2 separate regions of the Mus musculus genome follow, and region 1 is linked to region 2. A link is a loop called in an ENCODE intact Hi-C map of the cell type or tissue named here. Cell type or tissue: heart. All regions are shown on one strand. Region 1 has its middle 110 kb from the start of Pde7b. Region 2 overlaps Pde7b (phosphodiesterase 7B).

Region 1 (8,000 bases), 250 kb before region 2:
TTTGTGAATGAGAACTCATAATTATAGAACGAGGGGCAAATGGGCACACTCAGTGAGTGGAGGGCAAATGGGCACACTCAGTGAGTGGAGGGCAAATGGGCACACTCAGTGAGTGGAGTGCCTGCTTCAGAGACATGGGAACAGAGTTCTGATCCCAGGTTTGGGTGAAGCCAGGAGGAGCCCAGGCTCACTGGCAACTGCTCCAGCTGAAGACAGTGAGAGACATCCCCTCCACACACACACACCTCAAAACAGCAATGTTAAGAATAAGAAAAGACATCTCATCTTAATCTCTGGCCTCCACATCCACCATATAATATATGCTAATGTAATATATTATCATATAATATATAGGTGAGCAAACCAGTGCTTGCTTGCTTACTCTTCTTCTCTCTCTCCCTTCTCTCGCTCCTTCTGTCTTCCCACCTCTCTCTCCACTCCCTCTCTTCTCTCATTCCCTCTCTCCTCCTCCTCCCCCACACACTATAATAGTTATCAACTACTAGAAATTGTATCTTTCCTACTAGAACACAAAACTCATCCACTGTAAGAGTTTAAACATTTGATCACATTTATTTTCTTGCAATCTTTGCTTTTTCTTCCATCTACATACATGTACCTCTCTTTCTTTCTTGTTTTTTTAGACAAGCCTTTTGAATCCCAGGGTTTCTCTGACTCATCCTCGATTCTTTAGCACTTAGTCTTCTTCTGAGTTCATCTCCTTGATCCCAGTTTTCAGCTCCAAAGCTCACGTGACCACCTCCATACATGTGGACAATTTGCTTTCCAAATCCTGAGCAGCTTCACCTCCTGAAAGGCCAGGCCAGCTCTTTCTTGTCGTCTCTGTCGTGGGTTTTTCAGATGTTTCTCACCCCCATGCCCTCAGCAAGGCCTCACTAGTCTAAGGGTGTTTCAGAAGAAAGTTACCTTAATGTCAGCAATCAGAGTTAACTTATCAACCAAAAGAAAAATAACCACAACATACAAAGTTCTGGGCTCTTTTTAAATACCAATTTAGCCCAAGTCTGTGATTTGGGTAACTTTCCACTTCTTTTAAGAGCTAAACACAACCTAGTAAAGAGAGGTCTTTGAAGTGTGAGTTGGTTGACCATTTCTGGCATGGAGCATCCAACCCAGCTGAACACATCTTGGAACCCGCTCCAGCTCCATCAGCAAGTGCTGGGAGATGACGTCACTGTGGGATTTCAACCGAACTTTATGTTCTGGTAAACAGTGCAGTGCTGCAGTTACCACTGGTGAATTCTATTGCCCCTGGGAAGCACCAGGGAAGCTCCTTATTGATGCGCAGGCCTCATTTGAAGGATAGAATGGTGTGAGGCTGAGAGAGCCGAGCTGAGTGGCAGGTGCTGAGGAAGAAGATGAAAGTCGCTGTGTGTGGAGAGCCACGTTCTGGGTTAGTTCTGCTCCCCTGTGAGCAGGATGCTGGGCAACAAATGGGGTTCTTTGGGAAATAAGTTATTTGGGAAATAGTCTCCCATTTCAATGCTCCTGTGCAAATAATCCCATATTAGAGATAACATAGGTTAGTTTGACTTAAATCCCTTTCCTTGGATCAATAACGCATTGAGGAGGCTGTAGCTATCATCTCCAAGGCAACAGCCACTCCCAGTGAAACGATAGTAAGGAAAGAATCCAGCAGATAGTTATGCAAGCTTTACCCTAAATAAAAAACCAAGAGAACATTGCTTGTCACCAAACTAGAAATAGAAATGCTAGAGTTCTTATAGAAATAAATGCACGAAAAATCCCCCTGCTTATCAAGCTGTCTCCACGGTATGTTTCCTCAAATTAGAATGTTCATAGCCAAATGCATCCCACCATCTGGGCAACCTAAGATGCTTCCCGCCCCCCTTCATTCCCTCTCCCATGTGTGTGTGTGTGTGTGTGTATGTGTGTGTGTGTGTGTGTGTGTATGTATGTCTGTCTGTGTCTGTCCGCGCCCGTGTGCATGTATTTAGCACTTCAGGGATCACTACGAAGTTGTTTATAAAACAGTTTTTTGTTTTGGTTTGTTTTGTTTTGTTTTAAGAAACAAAACCAATTTGGTGATGAATATAAATAAATAAAAATTATCTCACAATACCATTCAAATTCTTCAAAGAAAGCTAAACCAGGTTTCAAAATAAAAAGTTACACTGGTGGGTGGGGTAACTTGTGAGTGTATCACAATTCAGAGGAACAGTGCCAGATCCCAACAGCCTGCTCCTTTAGTCTCTTCCCAACTTGTATATCTTCCTGCAAAAACAACAACAACAACGAACCCCACGACTTTTTAAATTGTGAATTTTATTTGCTGAGTGAGACAGAGTGCCACACACCTGAAGTGATCTCAGAACTCAGACCCAGGGTGGTTTCTCTTCCTCGGCGGCTCCTCCTTTCTTTGTAAGGTAACTCTTGCAAGCCGTCCTTCCTGACTCACACTCACTCTGACTCCAGTCGCCTTGTCCTCTCAGACTGCCTGCTTCTCTCACAAGTCTAGTGTCTCATAGAAGGCTTGGGGTAATGCAAGAGCTTGTTCCTTTACTGAAGTCCCTGAGGGGCGCATGTATCCCGAGGGACAGAGGGACAGAGGGACAGAGGGACAGAGGGACAGAGGGACAGAGGATGATTTGAGATGCAAGGTTCAGAATTGAAACTGCAGCTTCCTTGGCCCTTACAAAGCCAGGTCACAGCTGCCTGGCTTCCTAATTTGGTTTGGCGTCCTGCGAATTCCCAAGCAGACGAATCATCCTCCGATTCATGTGTAAGGACAGAAACGCTTCTGAAAAGCAGCCAGGTTGACTCCATGTGAGACTTTTAACGCCCTTGTCACCCACGAGCACTGATAGATGATTGCCACCTGGAGGAGGAGTATATGGGAGCTCTCTGCCTCTGTCTCTCTTTCCCTTCCCAGCCCTGCATTCAGGTATGTGTGCACCTATGTCGGGCCTACATCAGACCACGGCTCTATGTTTTTCTTCTTATCTGGTAAACTCACAGGAAAATCATAAATACTTTACTTTATAAAATTTGATGAGGCAGAAAAAAACCCTTCCCTGTTGGTCATCAAATTACGACACGGCATGATTTTACAGTTTGTTCCATCTTAGGATTCGGCTGTGTTCTATCTCCCTGTGATTTCCCAGAGCCAACCACTTGAGGATTTTTGGCTGTTTGCCACTAGCCAGGCACAGATGCTTTTAATAAAGGGGGTTGGGGGGGGGTTAGCCACCTTCTGGAAACATCCCTGCTTTACAACATTCAAGAAATATCAATCCTCTTTTATTCACAAGAAGAAAAAAATTTAATAGCAAACATTGTGTATGTATCTGCTTTGTACCCCTCTCTGTGCTACATAAAATAGAATATTTCTCATGTTAGAAAGTCTACCACGAGTCTAATTCTACAGTTAGTCCAGGGGGTCCCAAGAACATGTGTGCCCCACACCAAGAAGCCATATTGATGTGTAGTAATTTATAAAAATCAAATTAAAGAATAAAAATTAACAATGAGTTGTCTGGAGATCTTTGTATAAAGGTCACGTTATGGGTAATTTGAAAGTATATTAAATAAATATTTGGTAACTTTACTATGTATGAAATAATATGTGATTTTAATATGTGATTAGGAAGGTACCCCCATAACTAGGGGGGAAGTGGATCATGAATATATGGTATAGAAAATTGATTAGAGTAATTACAAGTTATTCTGACCTTAGGGTAAGAAAGTATATTAAAAGCAATTTTATACTAAGAACCATAGAAAATAGAAAGAAATGTTCTGGTTGCCAATTAAAAGATGAATTTGTAAGCATAAAAGTCATGAATGAAATAACAAATGTCAGAATCAACAACATAAGACTATACATGGTTCATAGAAATATTGTAAAATTATAATGTAAATGGAACTCAATAAAATATTAGCAAAATAGGACAATAAATTAATATCCATAGTAATCAAAGCTATTCATTTATTTATTTATTGTTTTTTCACATTTTAATACATTTTATTAGATATTTTCTTCATTTACATTTCAAATGTTATCTCCAAAGTCCCCTATACCCTCCCCCTGCCCTGCTCCCCAACTCACCCACTCCCGCTTCCCAGCCCTGGCATTTCCCTGTACTGGGGCATATGACCTTCACAAGACCAAGGGGCCTTTCCTCCCATTGATGGCCAACTAGGCCATCCTCTGCTACATATGCAACTAGAGACATAGCTCTGGGGGGTACTGGTTAGTTCATATTGTTGTTCCTCCTATAGGGTTGCCAACACCTTTAGTTCCTTCGTTACTTTCTCTAGCTCCTTCTTTAGGGGCCCTGTGTTCCATCCAATAGGTAACTGAGTATCCACTTCTGTATTTGCCAGGCACTAACATAGCCTCACCACAGAGAGCTATATCAGGAACCTGTCAGCAAAATCTTGCTGGCATATGTAATAGTGTCTGGGTTTGGTGGTTATATATGGGATGGATCCCCAGATGGGGCAGTCTCTGAATGGTCCTTTCTTCTGTCTCAGCTCTGAACTTTGTCTCTGTCACTCCTTCCATGGGTATTTAGTGCCTCATTCTAAGAAAGAGCAAAGTATCCACATTTTGGTCTTCCTTCTTGAGTTTCATGTGTTTTGTAAATTGTATCTTGGGTAGTCTAAGTTTCTGGGCTACTATCCACTTATCAGTATCAGAGATATTTATAATTCATCTAACTTTACTAACCCCACAACAGACACATAACAATGTGCTGGTCAAAGTGCACAGGAAGTAACAGACAAAAGCATCTATCAAATTACATCAGTAAGTTAAGAAAGCTAGTAAAAATAAGTGTTCTTATTTACCAAGTCCACAAATGTTTTCAATTAAATGACAATTAGCAATACAAAGGTATCCAAGCAATCTCATTCAACTGTGGTCAAAACTGGGGCACATTTTCTGAACGTGTGTTTGACAGCAAGCTTTAAGAAAGAAGTTGAGGTACTTTCTTTGCATCCAATGACAGCAGGCTTTAAGAAGAGTTAGCTACTATCTTTGCATCCAATTACTCCAGCTCAGGAAAGCGTAGCAAGCTTTGCAAAAAACTATGTTAAAAAAATATATATTCACTTCAACAGTCACGTATGCTTAGCACATGAATTAACCTTGAGTCTCTGACTTCCTCACCCTCCACTGCATCTCTGATGAAGGCTGAGTGGCCTTTGCCTGCCTGCCCAGCCATGCACGTTAGACCAGCTTTATGATACAAGGCATGAACTCCCCCCTGTGGAATGAGCTTCCAAAAAAGAGAGAAGATGATTATCCCCATAACAGTCACATCACTGGGACATTTACACCACCCTTCTAAAACCCAGAAATCATGGAAAAGAAGAGAAGGAAATGATGTGACAGGTAGCTGATAGAGACAAGGACTCCAAGGTGCCGGTCTTCTGGTCATGACACAGCCATTACAGTCAATAGTCTGCCATCGATGAGAGAAGGGTTTATCGGGTTCTACCCCTGCCTGCGTAACTTTTGGCTAGTGCTGAATGCTAGAAGAGGAATCGTGATCTGCAGTGGTGTTTCCCCTGAGTACTTACAACACCATGGTCACATGGGCAATGCTCACTAAACTCCATGGGCCAGAAAACAAGAAATGAATGTAAATAGAATTTTTGAATATAATTTGGTGACAAGAGTGAAGTCTCTTGATATATCAGTAAATGCAAAGCCACGGACATACCAGAATAAATCATCTCTAAAGGTACATGTTCACTCAACAAATTAAGCTTTGGCTGTGTCACTGGCATTGTTTCAGCACATTATCTGCACACAATCCCATTTAATACCATAAAACACCTGTGATATGGATGCTATTTCTAGCCTCATCTGACGTAGAGGAAAGCAAAGCTGGAGAACTGGCTAAACAAGTATCTCATAATGTCTAGTCACTGTTGAACAAAACTCGATTCCCAGTCATACACAATTTATGGTCTAACGCAGACAGAGGCTAACTAAACACCTCTCAAATGCAAACTTTTAACAGAAATAATAGCCAATCAGGCAGTGCTCCACTGCGGAGCGGTTGAAGGAATGCTCATTCCAGGGGGCTTTAGTTGAGGTCACACTTTAAGGAGGGTAGGTGTCAATGGAAGAGAGAGAATTCCAGATGGAAAGTCTCAGGAGGGGAGGCTCCTGAGTTCTGCGGAAACTAAGCAGCAGGTGATGGAACTCAGAAAGACATTGCAAAGATTCGGGCACACAGGTGAGCTCACTCTCACTGCCCTGCGCAGGGCACAAAGATACGTGGCTGAGACCTGAAGGACTCAGCTGCACAGGTGGGGCCCCTCGTCCCAAGTCACACCGTCCACCAGATAGAAAAGCAGAATCAGGCATTTGGCAAGCAGAGCTCTACAGCAGTCCCCCCCCCCCCCACTGTCTCAAACAGCAGATGTCAGGCTTCTTAGGAAACAGTATCTTGAGTAGAACTTCCAACAAGTAAAATAGATGCAAGTCCTGGAGGAATCCAACATCAAAGTAGAATGTAATAAGTATTACATTTCCTAATTGCCAACAATTCAGCTCAGAGTGACAGTGGGCTCTTCAGTGACAAGAAAGGTGCATGTGAGGTACTCAGCTTCGTTTCAAGCCCCTCACGTTATGCAGTAAGGAAATATCTGTCTTCCTCCGTAACTTTTGGACTTGGTGGATGGCGGTGTTGAAGAGGGCACTAACACCATCTCACAGTGGAACACTGTAGTTGTTTGGTTTACTAAAAACAACAGCACCATGAAAACCAGGGAAGCCAGTTTTTAAAGTTGTTTCCCAAGAGGAAATTCAACAAATGAGTTTTACCACTACAATGCCACAAAACTACCCAAGGAATTTCTGTATTTTAAAAAGTAGCAGTTCTAGAAGTGACAGCTCACATGCTTTTAAAATTATTGAAAATGAGAAAACAGTAACAAAACCAACCCTCTGCAATTGTAAAGATAATAACTTAATAATATTCTCCATTACAATAACCAGAAAGCATGCCCTAAAAAATCTTTTGGGGGCTGGAGAGATGCTACAGTTGGCAAAGTGCTTCCCACTTAAGCTTAAAGACCCTAGTTTGGATCTCCAGCACCCATGTAAAAATCAGGAACTATGGCACATGCTTATGGTTCTGTCACTGGGGAAGTGGAAACAGACGGGTCAGTGGGCTCTCTGGACAGCCAGTCTTGTGACATCAATAGCTGCAGATTCACTGAGAAACTCTGGATGTGAGGATAAGTTGGAGACCAATATAGGAAGTGCCCAGCATTGGTTTCTGGCTCTCACACACCTATGTGCACACACACACGCACACACACACGCACATACACACATACATACTCACACACACACACACACACACACACACACTTCCCAGCAGCTCACCTTTTTTACTTTACCTGTGCAGCTTCTCAGAAGTAACATTTATTAAATGCAAGGATCTGGCCTTACTGTTTTCTCCCATGACAGTCACGTTGCACTACGTATGTAATTCTATTAATTTAGCAAGTTTTCATTCTGACCATTTCTTAGTGTATTAAAAGTTGCAGAAGAAAAATACATTTATCCCATCCCCCTTACCTTGCTTCTATGAGGGTGCTCCCCCACCCACACACCTACTCCCTCACTGCCCTAGCATTCCCCTACTCTGGGGCATCAAGCCTTCATAGTACCAAGGGCATCCCCTCCTATTGATGTCAGATAAGGCCCCTTTCAGCTCCTTCAGTCCTTCCTGTAACTCCTCCATTGGGGTCACTGTGCTTAGTTCAATGGTTGGCTGCAAGTAACTGCATCTGTATTGGTCAGGATCTGGCAGAGCCCCTCAGGAGACAGCTGTATCAGGCTCCTGTCAGCAAGCACTTCTTGGCATCAGCAATAGTGTCTGGGTTTGGTGTCTGTATGTGGGATGTATCCCCAGGTGGGACAGTCTCTGGATGGCCTTTCCTTCAGTCTCAGTTCCACTTTTTATCCCTGTATTTCCTTTAGACGGGAGAAA
Region 2 (8,000 bases):
GTGTCCTGTGACTGTAACAGTATGGCAGACAAGTTTGATTTTTGCCCTGACCTTCATTTGAATGAGCTGAGCACAGCCTGAAGGCTAAGCATTGTTTTTAAGTCAATGTCTTCCATTCTGAGAGAATAATTCAGAGCCTTTTGTATGCCTTTTTCTCTGGTTCTTAAAACTTCCAATGATACAGGTCAAAGTTAGCCAAGAACTAACAAGAGTTTACAAGAGTTAGACCATTTGAATTCAGTTTCAACAATAACACATGTGGGTTTTACTGTGGAATGCTGAATGGCCCTAAGGTAGACCATAATTTTTTTTCAAAGGTTACCTTCCTTCATAAGGAAGGCAATAAATCGGCAAGCAGAATCTTGATGCTGGGTGGGAAGTAGGCCTTTACACACAGGCTTGATTCTTCAGGCTGGGTTTCAACATTCACAATGTTTGCTCGGGCACCAGCAGGGCCCTCGTGCTAGTGACAGCATCAGGTTTAAGAGTCTGGGAACAAATAAAGCTCGAAGTGTCCCACATACCAGCTCTGTGAGGAGGTCAGACAGCAACAGTGAGCCTTTTGGAAAAATGTCCACTGAAAGATGTGTCAGTGACATCTCGGTGGTTCCAATGACAGACGACAGAGTAGGGCTGGGTTCACACAAGGCCAGAGACTCTGCTCACTGTCACAGTCTGGGAGTAAAAGCGCTCACGTGACGTCTGTGCCTCTGGAATTTCATGTGCAGTCAACATGAGTCATGAGAAGTTAGAATCGCAGTTCTCGTTGGCCAAGACATAAAGTCTCCACTGAGAACAAAAGTAAGCATGGTGAAGTTGGCGCAGAGAGGGTTTAAAGTTAGGCTGAGTGCTTGCTTCCCGGTGTGATACATAAACTATTGAAATAGCAGCAGGAGAGAAGGCTAGGACTACAGTATTGAAGATCAAGATTCTCCTCTGGCCCACTTGCCTCTGATCCCATCATGGGCTATGATTGCTGTCCATTGTGGTTTAAAGCTTTGATCTGCCCATCGGACACTTAATTCAGACTCTAGGCGACTTGGGGACAGTGGTTGCACCACTTGGGCAGACACAGAGTTCAGGAATCAAAGTTACTAACTACAAGGAATCGATGGCATCGGGCAATCAGGTTACTATGTTTCTTTGCAAAAACCTGCCCTAATGAGATGCAGCACAGTTACGTAGAAAGACCGGGAATGTTTGCCACCACGGTCACTAGGGAAGAGCTTTCACCTACACTGCAGATCTCCCAGCAGACCAAGGAACCAAGGAACTGACTTGTTCCCTTTCAGTTAAGGGCCCTGCAGTCCAGACATCCCGTCTGCTTTGAGAAGAACAGACTCTGCTCATCGGAACTATCTTTTTCCCCTAGTGGATGTCTTTTAACTCTATAGGAATGACTCCTGTCATCTTGATGAGCCCCATCTGGCTTTTGCTTGTGGATCTGGACTCAAATGCCAGCTCATCTCCCCAGCAGCCAGGCTTCTTTCAACAGTTCTTAGTTGTCGCTGCTGCTGCTGCTGCTGCTGCTGCTGCTGTGAGACAAGGCCTTGATATTTAGGAGAGGCTGGTCTCAAACTTACACTCCTGCCTCAGATCCTAGGATGTGAGGGCCACTATGCCCAGTTAGGACAAACATGACAGATATCATGCATCACATTAAACAAACAAAAAATATCCTTTAAGTTGAGGTTTCAGGTACAGGGTTGGGTGGAGAAAAATGGCAGCTTATGAATTAGGAAAACTGTGAGGTCAGGTATTCCTCCCCTCCAGTCCTCAACGCTTTAAAAAGGTTCTTTGTAAATATGGGTTGATATGTCCACAAGTAACCTAGTTTTCCAGAAGTTTTTATTAAACATCCACTCTATCTTTGTCTAATCCTCAGTAAAATGTATTTTTATATGAATAACTCTGCATGGTATGTTACAGTTGCCATCAAGAAATATGGCTGGTACCATTGTAAGACCCCAAATGCTAATCTGCAACATTCCCAGAGGAGAGACTGTTGAGTTTTCCTCTCTGTACTTTCTACATTGGTTAGTAGAATTCTTGAAGACAAGTGTTTCATACTTGTCTGGTGAGTAAGAGAAAGAATAAAGAACACCTCACAGAAAGACAGGTAATGGGACAGGCCTGTAATGGAGGGCTCATTGCTCTCCAAACTATGGTATCTCTGAGGCTCATGTGGCTTAGCTAAATTTTAATTAATTATAATGTAAAAAGAAATTAAAATTTTAGTTCCTAGTGTGTTGGACATGCTTCAGAGAGTCCCCAGAATAGAGTGTGTAGAAAACTTTTCTATCACTGAAAATGGCAATGGTACCTGCCACCAAGACTGACAACCCATGCTCAATCCCCAGATTTGACATGTTAAAAATAGTCTCCTCCTACTGATTGTCCCCTACCTACACACACACACACACACACACACACACACACACACACACACAAGAGAGAGAGAGAGAGAGAGAGAAAGAGAGAGAGAGAGAGAGAGAGAGAATAAATAGATGCAATTTTTAAAAGTTTGTCCCACTGTCAAGCATACCTACTCAAAGGAGCCACTGTTAGGGATTGTTGATGCCCTGTGGGTTTGTCTTTAGGCAGCTCTGTAAGCCAGTGGTCCTAAGGGGTTCATGAATATTCCAAGGGAAGCAACAGTAACCCCCAGAACGATTTCCTCCAACTGGATCATTAAAGTTTTTGATACACATTCTATGAACTCTTAAATTGCTATGTGTTTCTTGTTCTTCTTTCTTCTTAGGTGACCTTGAACAGAAGTTTGAACTGGAAATCAGTCCTCTTTGTAATCAACAGAAAGATTCAATCCCTAGCATACAAATTGGTGAGTTGAAATCTGGGTTTTGTTTTGTTTTGTTTTTTTAATAATCAGCTGAGCATCCTCTACAAAGAGTCTCAAAATAATAATAATAACGATAACAACAACACACAGCCTTCCAGAGATCTAAATGGCTGGGGCCAAACAAACACTTTAATCATGACCAACCTTTTAGAAAATTTTCATTTGAAAAATCAAAACAATTAAGGAATGGAGTTTGTTATAGATCTTTAACTAACTTAACACTAAGTTCCAGTGTCAACATTGTGATTTTAGAATAGAGTGAAAATCAAGAAAGATTTGGTAGTGCACCCTATAATCCAAGTACTTGGGGTGATGAGCTGCTAAGATCGTATATCCAAAGCCAGCATACACTTATGTAGCAAACTCAAAGCCAGATCGAGCTGCCTAATAAGATCCAGTATTGAAAGCCAAGAACTCAGAAGGTGGCTTAGAAGTACAGCACTTGCCTGCAGTATGCAAGGCCCTATATCCATCCCTAGAGCTACAAAAAGAACAGAATCCATGTGCTGGAGCCATGACTTGGTCAGTAAGTGTTTGCCAGGAAAACTCCAGGTTCAGGGAGAGACCTTGTCTTGAAGTACAAGGAGGACTGGGTGAGGAGATGGCTGCCAGTAACGTGCCTGCCTCACAACACACAAACATGAAGATCTTTGTGTCTAAGAAGTCAGGCCCAGAAGCCAGCACTGGGGAGTTCCAGAGGCAGCAGAATCCCTGACAGACATTCCCTGACCTGCTGTCCTAGCTGAATTAGTGACAAACCCTGTCTGTCAAAATGGTGACTGGGTAAATGGCTCAGTAGTGAAGAGCATGTAACTGCTCCTGCAGAGGACCAGAGTTTGGTTGTTAACACCCATGGCCTGTGTCTCACAACTGCCTCTGTGGGCACACACACCCACATGCCCATACCCACACACAGGTACACATACATATATAAAAATTAAAAGGAACTATTTTTTAAAAAAATAATTTTTAAAATAGGTAGAGTGTAATCTTGGGAAATCATCCAGTGTATCTCTGGCTTCCACACACACATGTGCACTCACACAGCCATACATGCACATGTATGCACATACAAACAACATACATGTACATATGCATGCACATACATATTCACACATGCATACACACACCAAACAGTAAACAATAGTGGTAAAGAGAGACTCAACTGAGAAAGACACCCATTATTGGCTTCTGGCTTCCCACTGCATGCACACATATGTGCATACCCACATACACATATTCAACCGCATGCACACACAGAAACATACCACACATACAAAAAAATAAACTCTAAGTCAAACTGAATTAGACATTCACAGCCTCTTCAGAGCTCAGAGGGTGGAAATCCAAATGAATCAGGCTTTAAGACCCTTCCCATGTGAGCTAAGTGCTTTAGCATCCTTCAGGGTGTGTCCTTAACCTTTATTCACAACAGTTAAATCCATGGCCTAGTCCCTAGGCCTGAAATCCTAGAGCCCTGCTGTCCCCTTGTGGCCAGATGACAGTGTTTCTCCACTCTCTACTTCAAACCACATTTCTGTCCTGAGCTCATGAAACCACACTCCCTTTCAAGTGTCAACCATGGCAAGCAGCCCAAGTGCGGTCTCATTGCATCCACAATAATTTTTGCTTTATCTAATCACATTACACATAAGGTCTTCATGCAAATCAAGTGGGCAAACTTTTACTTGCTTCACTTTAGTGAAGGAAATATTTTTGCTCTCCATCTTAAGACATGAATTCCGTCTACATATAAAGCTAGCCTTTCTTCTCCTGCAAGCACTTCTGTTAAAACCAAGCACAGCTAGGCCTCTTTTCCTCGATGAACTCCATCCTTGACATCTAGTCATTCGTGACTTTGCACAGACCCACCGCAGGCCATTTCATTCATAGGGTGGCAGGTCTCAAAGCTATTAAGCCTTGGCATTGGGAAGGAAAGGGGCATCTGCGAAGATGAGCTGAAAGTGAAGAGAGAGAGAGAGAGAGAGAGAGAGAGAGAGAGAGAGAGAGAGAGAGAGAGAGAGAGAGAGGGAGAGAGAGAGAGAGAGAGAGAGAGAGAGCATGTTAGAACCATTCTGCTGACAGCCATGGAGGGAGGCATCTAATCCACAGTCCCACAGAGAAAGCCTTAAGGTCAGGAACTAGCAACCATTCAGCCGCAGCTACAACCATCTTAATGGACTGCACACACACCAGATAGGTATGTTGGATTGGGTAGGTTAAAAATAATCCATATTTTTCCAAATCCCCTTCAATATTCTTATGCTGTGTTCATAATTAAACTGATTCACTCCCCAAATCCTTATGGGGTGAATTGGGAGGAGTGTTTAAAAAAATAGAACCCTTGGTGGGCATAATGGCACAGGCTTTTAATCCTAGCACTAGGAAGGGAGAGATAGGCAGATATCTGTAAGTTCAGTGCCAACCTGGTATACAAAGTAACTTCCAGGACAGGCAGAGTTACTAGTGAGACCATAACTGTCTTAGTTAGGGTTTTACTGCTGTGAACAGATACCATGACCAAGGCAAGTCTTAAAAAGGACAACATTTAATTAGGGCTGGCTTATAGGTTCAGAGGTTCAGTCTATTATCAAGGCAGGAGTATGGCAGCAACCGGGCAGGCATGGTACAGGCAGAGCTGAGAGTTCTACATCTTCATCTGGAGGCTGCTAGTGGAAGGCTGACTTCTAGGCAGCTAGGATGAGAGTCACAACCACAGTGACACACCTACTCCAACAAGGCCACACCTCCTAATGGTGCCACTCCCTGGTCCAAGCATATACAAACCATCACACTACTGAAGGAAGGAAGGAAGCAAGGAAGAAGGAAGGAAGGAAGGAAGGAAGGAAGGAAGGAAGGAAGGAAGGAAGGAAGGAAGGGAAAGAACAGAAACCAAGGCCCAGCACACGTCAGAGTCACTGGGGGGGGGGGAGATATAACAGCAGACATGCTACCTCAGCATCCATGGCTTCATGCTTCAGTTATGAAGTTTTATAGTGGGGTTCCTAATTCTGAGACTCCCTTTGTTAAACTCTAGATAGAAAGAATCTTGCCATGTTGCTGCTTACAACACTTTGAATCACGTTTCCAAAAAAAAAAAAAAAAAAACTTTACCCTATTAACCACCCAGCCTAGACAGGCACAGGGCTGATTTCAGAGTTCAGTCTTGTTGTCATGAGAACACATTTTGCCTCATTGTATGTCCTGGTTTTCAGCTTAGTGATATATGGTAGAAAGGGAACTTCCATGGCTACTACATCAGAATAACAGCAACAAGAAAGAGAAGATGATTATGAAACAACTCTTGGTCCCCCATTACACAGCTGCCAGCTCTTACAGGTTCAGATTGGCATGTGTAACAAGGTATATTAGACTAAATTAGAAAACCCTGAACAGGTAAGTCTAATGACCTACAAGCTCTAGCCACACACACACACACACACACACATTTCTCCACTGGGTCCTATACAATGTCGCTATTTTCATTTTCTCTCTTCTGAATCCCCTGACTAAATCATCTCCTCTCACCTTGTTGTCCTCTGTGTCTATTGTATTGACTGATGGAGAAGCCTGTTAGAACCTTTTCTTTTTCTTTAGTTTTGATAATTCTGTACATGTATGTAATGAAATATGATCATTTCTATTCCCTATTCCCCCTTCAACTCTCTCCATAGCTTCCCAACACACACACACACACACAACTTCATGTCTTTTATTACTTTATGACCCAAGTCCAATTAGTACTGCCTCTTGTGATATGGAGCCATTCAGTGAAGCATATGATATCCTTAATAAAAAAATTATTATCCCTGTCCCAGCAACTATCCACTGCTAAAGGCAACTCAATATGAATAGGGCCTAATACCCCATCTCTGTAGGAATTTTAGCTGGCTTGACTTAGCTGTACAGGTCGTGTCCATGGCTGCTCTGAGTTCATGACCAGAAGACAGCGTCCCTCAGTGCTCCTGCCCATCCTTCGACTCTTTCCTTATCTTCATCTTCTATCCCACAATGCTCCCTGGGTTTTGGGGATGGGGGAGTGGCTAATACAGATGTCCTGTTCAATGCTGAGTACTTTGGTCTCCTGCTCTTAGCACTTTGACTCATTGTGCCTTTCTCAGTCACTGTCCACTGCAGAAGGAGGCTTCTCTGACGAAGGTCGAGAGCAGCCCAGATCCGTGGGTATAAACACTAATAGAAGACGATTAGACAGCATGAGCACTGGGTGGAATAATAAGTTCTACCCTCGAGCCTGTGATCTCTGTAGCCATAAACTTCTGATTAGGATTGCAATACCAGACAGAAAATTCTTTCCTGTGGAGCAGCCTCAAATCTGATCAGAAAGCAACCGGTTAGCTTGGAACATTCACGCACTGGTGAGCCGGTAGGTGCGTCTTGCCTGGCAGGTCATTATTGCAGCATGTAGGGTCCAGCACTGGGTAAAGACATACTTTCCTTCCTGTAAAGCAGCCTGCATGATACCTTCTGGCAATGAAAACTAGTCACCAAGGAGGAGGCTTCCCAGTCAGTTTGATTTACTTCTCTGTATCTTACATTGGAATTGTGTGGTATCTTCAGCAACAAGGTCTCACAATGTAGTTGTGATGGGTAACCGTGGGCAACAGCAATAGTTCGCATTGTTTTGAGACCTCTGGGGCTTCCCAAACCAAGAATTCATAGAACAGAATTCCAGGCCTTGTACCACAATTTTCTTTCTCTCTTTCTTTCTTTCTTTCTTTCTTTTTTTAGGATTTATTTATTGTTATAATGTGAGTACACTGTCGCTGTCTTCAGACACACCAGAAGAGGGCATCAGATCCCATTACAGATGGTTATGAGCCACCATGTGGTGCTGGGAATTGAACTCAGGACCTTTGGAAGAGTTGTCAGTGCTCTTACCCACTAAGCCATCTCTCCAGACTTTTTCATGCACTAGTTCTGAGCAAGTCATTCAGTATTTCCTTGCTTCATCTCCCGACGAGATGGCTCAGTGGTTAAAGCCTGCATTGCTCTGCCTCTCTGCTTCTTATCCCAGTCCATAATGAGGTATTCCTGAGTGTAAGTCTTACTTAGGTAGGTTTGATTTTCTGCGGAAGTAAATCACATTTGCTCAAAAGGAAGTTGCTCCCGCACCTCCTTC

Evidence for each region. Hi-C counts contacts between places; a loop is a spot of excess contacts. Peaks named below come from ENCODE experiments on the same cell type or tissue, not always from the same donor. Only the 100,000 strongest peaks of a DNase experiment are listed, where the experiment ranks them.
Region 1: it touches region 2 in a loop (2.4-fold over the local background); 3 of 42 quality-filtered maps call a loop at or near these places.

What each region holds. Positions count from the first base shown.
Region 1 is chr10:20,652,678-20,660,677 of GRCm38, reverse strand. It overlaps a transcript of Pde7b not described here. Among named protein-coding and RNA genes, the nearest start is that of Pde7b, 110 kb to the right of the region's middle. In heart, a CTCF peak has its summit at 3,168; a DNase peak (open chromatin) is centred at 1,187; H3K27ac peaks cover 749 bases.
Region 2 is chr10:20,401,970-20,409,969 of GRCm38, reverse strand. It overlaps Pde7b (phosphodiesterase 7B), which reads left to right. Exons shown (of 12, transcript NM_001347366.1): 11 at 2,762-2,842. Among named protein-coding and RNA genes, the nearest start is that of Mtfr2, 58 kb to the right of the region's middle. In heart, CTCF peaks have their summits at 1,367 and 4,357 (motif pointing left); DNase peaks (open chromatin) are centred at 599 and 1,439; H3K27ac peaks cover 1,178 bases.